Linked DNA regions of Homo sapiens: region 1 is linked to region 2. A link is a contact called in ENCODE Hi-C or POLR2A ChIA-PET data. All regions are on one chromosome and are shown on one strand. Each heading gives the region's core, a stretch centred on a gene start or an enhancer-like site at or near the end of the contact. The rest is flanking DNA. Distances are from core to core; before and after follow the strand shown.

Region 1 (5,261 bases), core at 225-2,724, 880 kb before region 2:
GCCCAGTCAGCTGACTCTAGACTTCTTTTGTCCCAGAAGCAAATAACGGCGTGTATTGTATAAGGCAGTTGAGCTATGCTTTTCAGTTTCTTGATGTTCAAAAAATGACCCGAAATAGAGAGTTATAAAAAATTGAAACTAGAAAGGTATTAGAGGGTTAAATCATGAAAGGCTTTCCTTGCCCCATTCTAAGGCATTAGACTTTATGCAGGCAGTAGGAAATCCCATTGAAAACTGTTGAGGAGGGAGGTGGCACATCAAATCTGTTTTAGGAAATTGATGGCAGGATGAAAGATAGACTGGAAGGGAGAGGGATTAGAAGCAAACCAACAAAAACAACGATTGATTAGTCATGAGTCTCGGCTGGTAAAGGACATTTTATCAAATATCTCCAGATGTCCACATGGCCTGGAGTGGGGAAGAGTAAGAAAGCAGAGATACCTATGGCAACCTCTCTTCTTATCAGAACCAATGGCCTGCCCTTCACCCTTAAGAGCTTAGTGTATACAGCAGAGAGTCCAAATCCTAATACTGTATTACAATACCTCAGAAGGCTACCCAGTTGTCATAGAAGCTTCAAACAACAGGAAATTTTTAATTTTAAAACAAAGTCCATTTTAATTTAAATTTTTAACTAACATTTTTAAAAGGCGGGGAGTAGGATACAACCCCAAAACAATAAGCTTTAACGGAGTGTCTTCACTACCAAAAGTTTGTGAATCACTGATCTAAATCATGGCACTCCCAGCACCCCTTCCCGGAGCGGGTGCCAGTCCTGGCATGGGTTCCCAGCCCTCTGGGGAGCTACTGGTGTGCTAAAGCTTTGCAGTGCCTGCGGACAGGAAGAGGCTCCAGAGCTCCCAGAGCTCCCATCCTCAGATCCACAAAAAAATGCGAATCTCTCCTAGAGCAATGTAAGTGTCTTGATTCCTCTTCCTGTCGCCTTTCCCCGCTGCCCTTTCTGCTGCACTGTTGCAGCACTGGGCTGATGACGCCAGGGCAGTGAAGGTTCCTTGCCCCCCGCATCTTCCCCTGTGCTGAAGCAGCGCATGGTAACCTGGCTGCCCGTGTTCTGATGCATTCTCCATTCTTTCCCACAGGCACACTCCCACCTGCATTCCAAACTGACTGTTTCATTTACATAATTCCAATAGCTTTCACTGCCAGCTTCCTGTTTTTGTAAACTCATGTAGAATTTTTTAGTTTCATAAGAAACAAGGGCCCCAGCTCACAATCACCCTCTACCAACATAGTTTATCTGCATCAAAGAAGACAGGGAAGCTTCTGTCCATTGGTTTCCCTTCTTATTTTAGAAATAGAAGCTTAAAAAACACCCCAGTGGTTTCCAATCCAGAGAGTTGCATATAAGCTTTTGACTTTACTGGTTACTGGCTTCCTGTTAACTGAAAGAAGTTTCAAGCTGAGTCAGAGAAGAGAACCGGGCCCAGCAGTGATTCATTAGTGTTGCTAATGACACCCCTACCGCCACCACCATCACTGCTGCTTTTGCTGGGGCTGCTGGGGCCTCCATGTTAGCCTAATCCTAAGAGAGCAAGAAACTGAAGCCATTGTCCTGATTTTCTCTTCCAGATGGCATTGCAGTGGCAGCAGTGAGCACAGGCCAAGCAAGACTGGCCTTGAGATGAGGAGGCCAGATGGGCCCTGAATCAGGGTGGTTTCAGGATGCCCAGGAAGGCACTGCTGCTGCAGAATAACTTCCCCCTCTCCCTGCCCTCCCTTTGCACAGTGCCTGAAGATTCTTCCTCCTTCTGAGCTTTTCTGGTCTTCCTGTAAGATACAAATACAGCTTAAAAGGGCTGCTCATACCCTAATATGATTAATGTGATGAGCTCACTTTGGAAAATACTAATCACTTGAGACATGCAGATGGAAGAGATGCTGAATTATAACCCAAAAGACTACCAGGCCAGAAAAGACAGTCAGGAAAGAGATGCAAGTGTCAACTACTTCTCAGTTTTGCCCAGATCCGGGCTTCACTGCAGGGTCATAGTCAGGAGCATCTGACCACCATACAGCCAGCAGTGCAGGAAGTGTTCAGCACTCTTCAGCCATGACTCTAGTTTAGGGATTTCTCTCAGTGCCAAGATCCTCCTGGAGGGCTCCAACAAACAGCAACACATAAAAAAAGTTGCTTTAGAAATGCATCTATAACAACAAAGGGTTCCCAACCCATATTCTTGCAGCTAAGTCTGTCATATGCATTATCTTATCTAATCTTCACAGCAACCTAGGAAACATCACTTCTCCTGATTCTACAGATGAACAGTGAAGATGATGCCACAAGTAAATTTCTGACTTAAAATATCATATTCCATCACAGTATAATTGATTAATTCCTAGACTTTAAAAATCAACATATCATTCACATAACATAAAATCTATCATTTTTTAAAGTAAACATAAAATCTATCATTTGTTAAAGTATACAGTTCAGTGGTTTTTAGTATATTCACTATGTTGTGCAAACATCACCACTAGCTAATTCTAGAACATTTTCATCACCCCAGGAAGAAATCTTGTACCTATTAGCAGTCACTCCCAATTCCTCCCTATGCCTCTCTCCCTGACAACCACTCCTCTACTTTCTGTCTCTATAGATTTGCCTATTTGAACATTTCATATTAATGGAATCATAAAATGTAGTTTTTTTGTGACTGGCTTCTTTCACTGCATGTTTTCAAGAGTCATCCATGTTGTAGCATATAATAGTACTTCATTCCTTTTTATGGCTGCATAATATTCCATTGTATGGATATACCACATTTTGTTTATCCATTCATCCATCAAAGAACACTTGAGTTGCTTCCCCCTTTCAGCTATTGTGAATAACGCTGCTATGAACATTATTGTACAAGTTTTTGTGTGGACATATGTTTTCAATTACCTTGGGAATTCCTAGAGTTTTTATATATCTGAAAACATAGGTAAGTCTAAAAGAAATGAGTATCAGCTATGGTATTGCATTCATTACAAGGTATTTATAATATGCCTGTTTTCAATAAGGATTTGCAGTATTCCCACCATGATATCCTATGCCACCTGTAGTATTGTACCCGTCACACTGAGTCTGTTTCCACAACTGCATGGAGTGCTCTTTGAGGGAAGGGACCCATCCTGTTCACTGTAAACAATTTCTTAAGTATAAGTCGCTACCTGTCTGTGAAGCAGCAGCACCTTCCTGGGCATGCTGAAACCACCCTGATTCAGGGACCATCTGGCCTCCTCATCTCAAGGCCAGCCTTGCTTGGCCTGTGCTCATACTGCTATACCACCTGGAAGAGAAAATCAGGAGGCTTCAGTTTCTTGCTCTCCTAGTATCAGGCTAACATGGAGGCCCCAGCAGCAGCAGGAGCGATGGTGGTAGCAGAAGGGGTGTCATCAGCAACACTAGTTAGGTGGGCCAGAGCTGAATGGACTGGAGTTGACATCTGCCCACGGGACAGCCAGCAGCACAGAAAGTGCTCAGACATGGAAGTTCTCCCCACAGTCTCCTCAGGCAGGAATGGATCAATTAGACCCTCCTCGAGTGGATGGTGGTTGGTATAAGCCAAGAGACACAAGAGAGGAGGCAGCAAGCAGCAGCCCTGAGGAAGCAGAAGTTCTAGGGTATTGAGAACGACATGTAGTTGTTCAGTAACTGCTGGGCTGGCAGAGAGGCTGAGACAACAGACTCGTGCAGCTGGGAGGACAAGGGGCTGAGTCTCTGCCACTACATGAGATCTTGAATAATTTTTCACTTCCCAGATTATGTTTCACTCCACATGAAAAGAGCATATCTTACTGCTTAGTTGCGCTCTCTCTGCCCACGGATAGCTCACAGATGCCTTTTTCATTGTTGTGTTTTGCAGAGATGGGGTCTCACTGTGTTCACAGGCTGATCTCAAACTCTTGGCCTCAAGGGTTCCTCTTGCCTCAGTCTCCCAAAGTGATGGGATTATAGGAGTGAGCCATGATGCCCACACTCAGCCCGCTCCTCTTGCCCAGAGAGTTTGCACATGGACTGCTGCTCCCCGACCCCCTCCTCCAGCCACTTCTCTCCAATAGCAAATGCCCTTCCCCTGGTGAATGCCCATTCCTCCTGGGATCTCAGCTCAGCATCACTTCCTCCAGGAGGACCCCTTGGAGCAGTAAAATCCTCTCCTCTAAGCCCTCACAGCTGCATCAGCGTCTTTGTGACACCACTGCTGTAAGACTGCATCTATGGAGTGATTCATTCATATTGATGCCCAGCTACACAAACACTCCATTAAAGTAGAGACTATTTTGGCTCAGCTTTGTATCCCCAGCACCTAGCCTGACACCTAGCAGGGCAATAAATATTTGATGAACGAATGAATTCATCGTTTTTTTCCAGGAAGGAAACAAGTCCAATTTTTAAGTAGTTAAGGATACAAGACCTTCCCATTGATCTTGTAGTAAAAAATCATATTGGATTGACAAAACTCAAGGTATATACAAGGCATGTCCTGGGACCCTCTCCTTCTGCCATAGGAAGGACAATACCTTGGCATGGGAGAGAAGGGGGCTGGGATCAGGACTGGGCTCATTGTGTGAGGTAGTCTCAAGTCCTTACATGAGGAGGCTCATTGAACAGCCAAAAAATTGATGAGTCTCAGGTAGGGGTCTCAGGAAGGTCTCCCCTGCCTACCACGGGAACTACTCTCACTATGGGGCAGTTCTGATAGGCCTCTAAGGCATGAACTGGTAGAGAGTGTGTGTGTGTGCATGTGTGCATGCGTGTATGAGTACATGTGTGTGTATTTGTCCTGTACTCCAGATTCAGGTAAGGAGCAGCTTGGGGGGCTCAGGCGCAGCCCCTGAATAGGGGAAAGTGGAGGTAGGCAGAGAGGGCAGAAGAAAGCAAGCCACTTTCAAAACAACCCTCCAAAAACATCTGAGAGACTTTAGTGTAATAATCTGATTTTGTGAGACAAAGATCCAGAGGGCGTTGGGCATGAGTCCAGTTCAGAATCAATCTGGTGGGCACCTCAGGGCTCAAAAATACTCTCTTTACCAGGCCCTGACCTGGGCCACCTGTTATTGGAGCTGTGGAAGTTGGAATTCAGTTTTGATTAGGGCAGAATCCCAAAGAGGTCTTTAAGATAAAGTGGCTGCAAAAGGAACCCCGAAAGAACCATAGAAGTTAAACTACAGAAACCAGTATTTAGTACCATCAAGCTGGTTATCACACGGCTTCAGCCACAAGCAAAGATTTGGCAGGAATGTGAACTCAAAAATCA
Region 2 (4,818 bases), core at 1,571-4,070:
CGTGCTTTGGTGTTTGTTTGGAGGGCGTTTATTATCATTAGGTCTCATGTATTAAAAGCTCAGTCAATCTTAGTCAACTATAAAATCTAAATCTGAGTTAAAGCAGACATAAGCTTGTTTTTGGGCTAGACTCACTCTTCATTTATTCAAACAAATTATGAAAAATACCTCATTTATTCAAACAAATTATGAAAACACTTGGCCCAAGCCTGAAAAGATGCATTAAAGGAAAATAAAAGTGTGGTCCTTTAGGGACATTTGAAAAATTTAATGCAGATCCTGTCAGGTGCAGACATGCCTGCAAGGCAACAGGAGCATAGTAATTCAGTCGCTTTTCTGTGTATGGAATTTGCAGGTGAATTTCCAGGGCCATCCAGAGAAGCTGATCAGACTCAGGAATCCATGGGGTGAAGTGGAGTGGTCGGGAGCCTGGAGCGATGAGTAGGTTTTTTTCCCCCGCTTCTCCAGTCATCTCTCCCTCTGCGGAAGGGTGTCGTGTAAAACACACAACAATGAGATCGATGTCACAGTGAGTTCAGCAGCACGTCCTGTCTGCAGATCACACAGTGTGTTCAGAAAAGAGTATTAAATGGATCCAGGCTGGGAAAAGCAAAATAAAAACCACTGGGCTGTAGTCTTCGATTCTGGCTTTCTGCTTTGGCATTTGAAAGTTTGGCGGCTCTGTGGAATTTTGCTTTGCGCTGAAAGGTTTTTGTGTTTTTTACCTGACGCACCGTGCTGGTCCAAAGGTCAAATCGATCACTCACAGTCTGTTTCTTTCCACTCCACAAACACTGGACACTGACAAAGGCCAAACCCCTCAGCACCAAGAAGAAACAAGGATGCTGAGAAAATGAAATTTGACCCTAGGAGCCCCGGGCCCTGGCAGCAGTGATGAATGAGGCAGCGGCACTCGCTCCTACCCTAGGCACGTTTGATCACTGACTGGAGAGACTCCTCTTGGGCAGGCCTCTCTGCTGATGAGGGAAAGTCAGTCAGAGGTGGTGATGTCCCAGGACAGCTGGGCCCTGGAATCCATGTCCCCATCATGCAGGAGGGTGGAAAGCATGGGGTGGTTTCTGTCCAGTGAGCACAGCTGGCCTGGCAGAGGCAGGTTAGTGTGGGGGAGGAATTAGAATTAGCCAGTCTCAGCTGGGTACAGTGGCTCAGGCCTGTAATCCTAACACTTTGGGAGGCCTAGGCGGGTGGATCACTTGAGCTCAGGAGTTCGAGACCAGCCTGACCAACATGGTGAAACCCCGTCTCTACTAAAAGTACAAAAATTAGCTGGAAATCGCTTGAACCCAGGAGTTGGAGGTTGCAGTGAGCCGAGATTGGGCCACTGCATTCCAGCTTGGGCAACAGAGCAAGACTCCATTTAAAAAAAAAAAATAATTAGCCAGTCTCATGGACAAAGAACCACCAGAAATGAAAATGGTCACAATAATGCCCCCTCCCAATACGTCCTTAATCCTCAAGTGCTGTCGGTACTCTGTGATGCCACCAGGGCTTTCGAAGGGGACATCGCCAAGTTTAATCACAGCATCATGACTGCTCATGTCATGACCACGCAGAGGGGCAGTAACTCCCTTCAGGTTGTGTCACGAAGAAACACGTGTCTCTAGGGCCACACATGAGCCTCCTGTAGGAAGGATTTTTCATTCTACTGTGTAAGATTGAGCAAAACCCAAAACCTCAGTTCCGCCAACTTCCCTAAAAGGATGACAGGGCCACGTGAAATTGAAACCCTGAATGTGGGCCATTCTTACCAAAAGTCACTACCGAGCTGTCCAAAGGGCTTGTTTGACTTTCTCTCCTTTCCCTGAGCACCCGCTCCCTGGCAGGCGGGAGGTGGTGACTGTCAAGTCCTGGAGGCCCTACCAGCTGGAGATGCAACCTGGGATAATTATATATATCAGCTATTGGAGGAGGAGGGTGCCGAATCTCTAAGGCAACATCCCTAAGCTCAGCCCAGGGATTAGTGAGATTTTACTTAAAAAAAAAAAAAAAAAGTAAAAAAAAGAAATTGGAGCAGTAGGTCAGATCTGGAATTTTCCAACTCCTGCCCTAATCTTTGTTTATAACAAGCACATTCTGAGATTTGGTTTTAATCAAATTAATGTTTCAATGAATTGAAGAGGCTCTGGGAATTGTCGTGCTGACCCCCGGGGTCTTAAAGCCTGGCTTGGAGGAAGAGGCTGCGCTGGAGTGTGCCCCAGCTCTTATGCTGGGGAGAGAAGGTGCTTAGGTTTTGCTGAAGGTATTCAGGCAGGGATTTTTTTTTTTTTAAAGATGGATCTTGATACTGCTCTGTTACTTAGATGTCACATACATATTTCAGGAAAACCTAACTTCGTAAAGGTCAGGAAGCTGGAGATGGCATTCAAACAAAGTGCATAGATATTGCCCTTGAAAGGCCACCAGCAGGAGGTCTCACAGGGTGACGTTTCTTCTGGGAAATTGCCGTAAAACTGGGCTGGATGATCATTCTCGTGGGTGTAAGGAAGTGAACCATGTCCATGTCCCCAGAGCTGGTTAGACTCTGTCAGCATATTCACCCTAGACTGCTGGATAAGCCAGAGTGATAAGTGACTAATGGGTACTGGAGTGCCTGCCTTTCCAGTGACGAGAACTCATCCACGTTCTCTCCTGGGCCTCCCCATTCCTGCAAACAGGGGCCTGGGAGTCTTAATTAGAAATGTCAAATTTGCCCTAGAGAGTAAAAATTAGAGCATAATGTTTGAGTCATAATGTTCCTGGCACATGTCCAAGGCCATCGTGCTAGTGCCCATGGAGTCCGTGTCCTGGGTCTGTGTCCCTTCCCCAGACAGTGTGCTCGCGCCACACTGTCCATTCTGCCTTTCTGTCTGCCTGCAGTGCTTTTGGTATTTTGTTTCTGGCTCTTAGGGGGAAGCTTAGCTGCAGTAAACAGCTTGCCCTGCTTGTAGAACCTCTCAGGAGCGAGCATCTCTGCTTGTTTTCCCCTCAGTGCACCAGAGTGGAATCACATAGACCCCCGGCGGAAGGAAGAACTGGACAAGAAAGTTGAGGATGGAGAATTCTGGTGAGAGAGTTTTCTGCTGAAGCGCTGTCCCATTGGTGATGGGTCCATTTTCAGTTCTGATGTGAACTCTAGGTCTCTGGGTCTTCCAGGAAGGCGACATGGTTCCTGATCATGGTGAATTCATTCTTCTCCTTTTGTCCTGGTATAATTCCACCTCTATACCAGCACGTCTAAAGCACTGAAACCATGATATCTAGGCCCTCAACCTGGCTTAGCTATCAGCCTGTCTTTCTCAGTTCTATTATCTTTCCAATGAACTGAGAGCACTGCTTCTATCTCTTTAAGCTAAGATTTACCTACCATCAATATGGGAGAACTTCCTTTGCTAGTGAGCTAAGGAAGATAATAAGGATACTCCTTGAATATGGTACGGCTTAGCTGGACATCACTCCGAATTAAACAAAAAGAAACCTCTTGTGAGCTTAGACTTAACCCAATCTAGAGGCAGAGGCTTTGTTGAGATGACCTCCTGGGGTCTTTTGCAGTTTACAGTTCAGATCCTTTGCTTGGTTGTTAAGATATGTGTGTGGGGCTCCCTGTAAGAGCCAAGAAGCTAGCGCTAGTGAAGAATGTGGACTGTTGTCTCTGCGTGTTTGTATCAGTGTGCTGTAGGAAAGATCAAGCTAGCCCACGGCCTCTAGGGCCTGTGCCACAGGGCTCCTTCCCGTGCTCAGTATGCGTGCCTTTAATCACAACCCAGCCCTCTTCACTGAGAGCCCTCTGGTGCCTCTGCCCCAGGATGTCACTTTCAGATTTCGTGAGGCAGTTCTCTCGGTTGGAGATCTGCAACCTGTCCCCGGACTCTCTGAGTAGCGAGGAGGTGCACAAATGGAACCTGGTCCTGTTCAACGGCCACTGGACCCGGGGCTCCACAGCTGGGGGCTGCCAGAACTACCCAGGTAAGGTGAAGGGCTGCCTTGGCCCAACCTCCTCCAGCTTATCCTCCCTGAGCTGGGTCATTTTATGTAATTTTTTGGTGCTATTTTGTGTGTTTTTTTGAGACAGGGCCTTGCTCTGTTCCCCAGGTTGGAGTGTAGTGGCACGATCTCTGCTCATCACAACCTCCGCCTCCCGGGCTCAAGTGATCCTCTCACCTCAGCCTTCTTAGTAGCTGGGACCACAGGCATGCACCACCATGCCTGGCTAATTTTTAAAAAATGTTTTTGTAGAGACAGGGTCTCACCATGTTGCCCAGGCTGGTCTCGAGCTCCTAGGCTCAAGTGATCCACCCACCTTGGCCTCCCAAAGTTCTGGGATTACAGTTGTGAGCCACCGTGCCCAGCCCTATGTGTTAATCTTTGGATAAGGCCTTTGGACTTTGTTCTTTGACTTCTGGGCACCCTCTGGAGGCCCTGCTTCTCCCTAGGGCTTGGAGGCCAGGGTTGTGAGGGTGGGCAGTGGCTCTGCAGCCGCTCAGCTGCAGCCTGAACCATGTGTTCAAACCATCCCTGCTTCACCCACCTGCCCTGCCCGCAAAGGACGTGCTTTCCACACTAGCCCTGCTCTTGGCACCTTATGCTAAGGCCTCCTGTTCTTCCCTTGGGCTTTTGCCCCTTCCTCCCCACTCCCCTCCCCACACCCAGCTGGCTAGCAGTCACCCTGCTGACCTCTGGGACAGAGTGGCTGATGGTGCGCTAGGGGAACACGGGTACAACATCTGCTGTTTCAATAGGCTGCATCCAATAGAGCTGCTGTTTCACTGTGTGTTTGTGCCTGAGTTGGAGGTGGAGGGGCAAAGACAGCGTGGGCCGTGA

What was found. A loop is a pair of places that touch in the nucleus more often than their neighbours do. ChIA-PET counts read pairs that join two places held with the same protein, here RNA polymerase II (POLR2A). Pooled maps may share reads with other maps.
Region 1: a loop to region 2 is called in a pooled map, with 3 times the contacts of the local background. The contact joins two enhancer-like sites. A Hi-C loop is called at or near these places in 1 of 50 pooled maps. POLR2A ChIA-PET finds 5 or more read pairs at or near these places in 2 of 52 experiments (HEK293 and activated CD4-positive, alpha-beta T cell).

The regions. Positions count from the first base shown.
Region 1 is chr1:224,494,529-224,499,789 of GRCh38, reverse strand. It overlaps a transcript of CNIH3 not described here. Among named protein-coding and RNA genes, the nearest start is that of WDR26, 62 kb to the right of the region's middle. RefSeq lists enhancers at 924-1,455, 1,531-1,730, 1,456-1,985. Within about 2 kb of position 1,474, at least 30 of the 41 ENCODE cell types and tissues checked have a DNase peak (open chromatin) inside an H3K27ac peak, as active enhancers do.
Region 2 is chr1:223,618,438-223,623,255 of GRCh38, reverse strand. It overlaps CAPN8 (calpain 8), which reads left to right. Exons shown (of 21, transcript NM_001143962.2): 7 at 356-441; 8 at 2,990-3,064; 9 at 3,803-3,963. Among named protein-coding and RNA genes, the nearest start is that of CAPN8, 45 kb to the left of the region's middle. Within about 2 kb of position 2,820, at least 2 of the 41 ENCODE cell types and tissues checked have a DNase peak (open chromatin) inside an H3K27ac peak, as active enhancers do.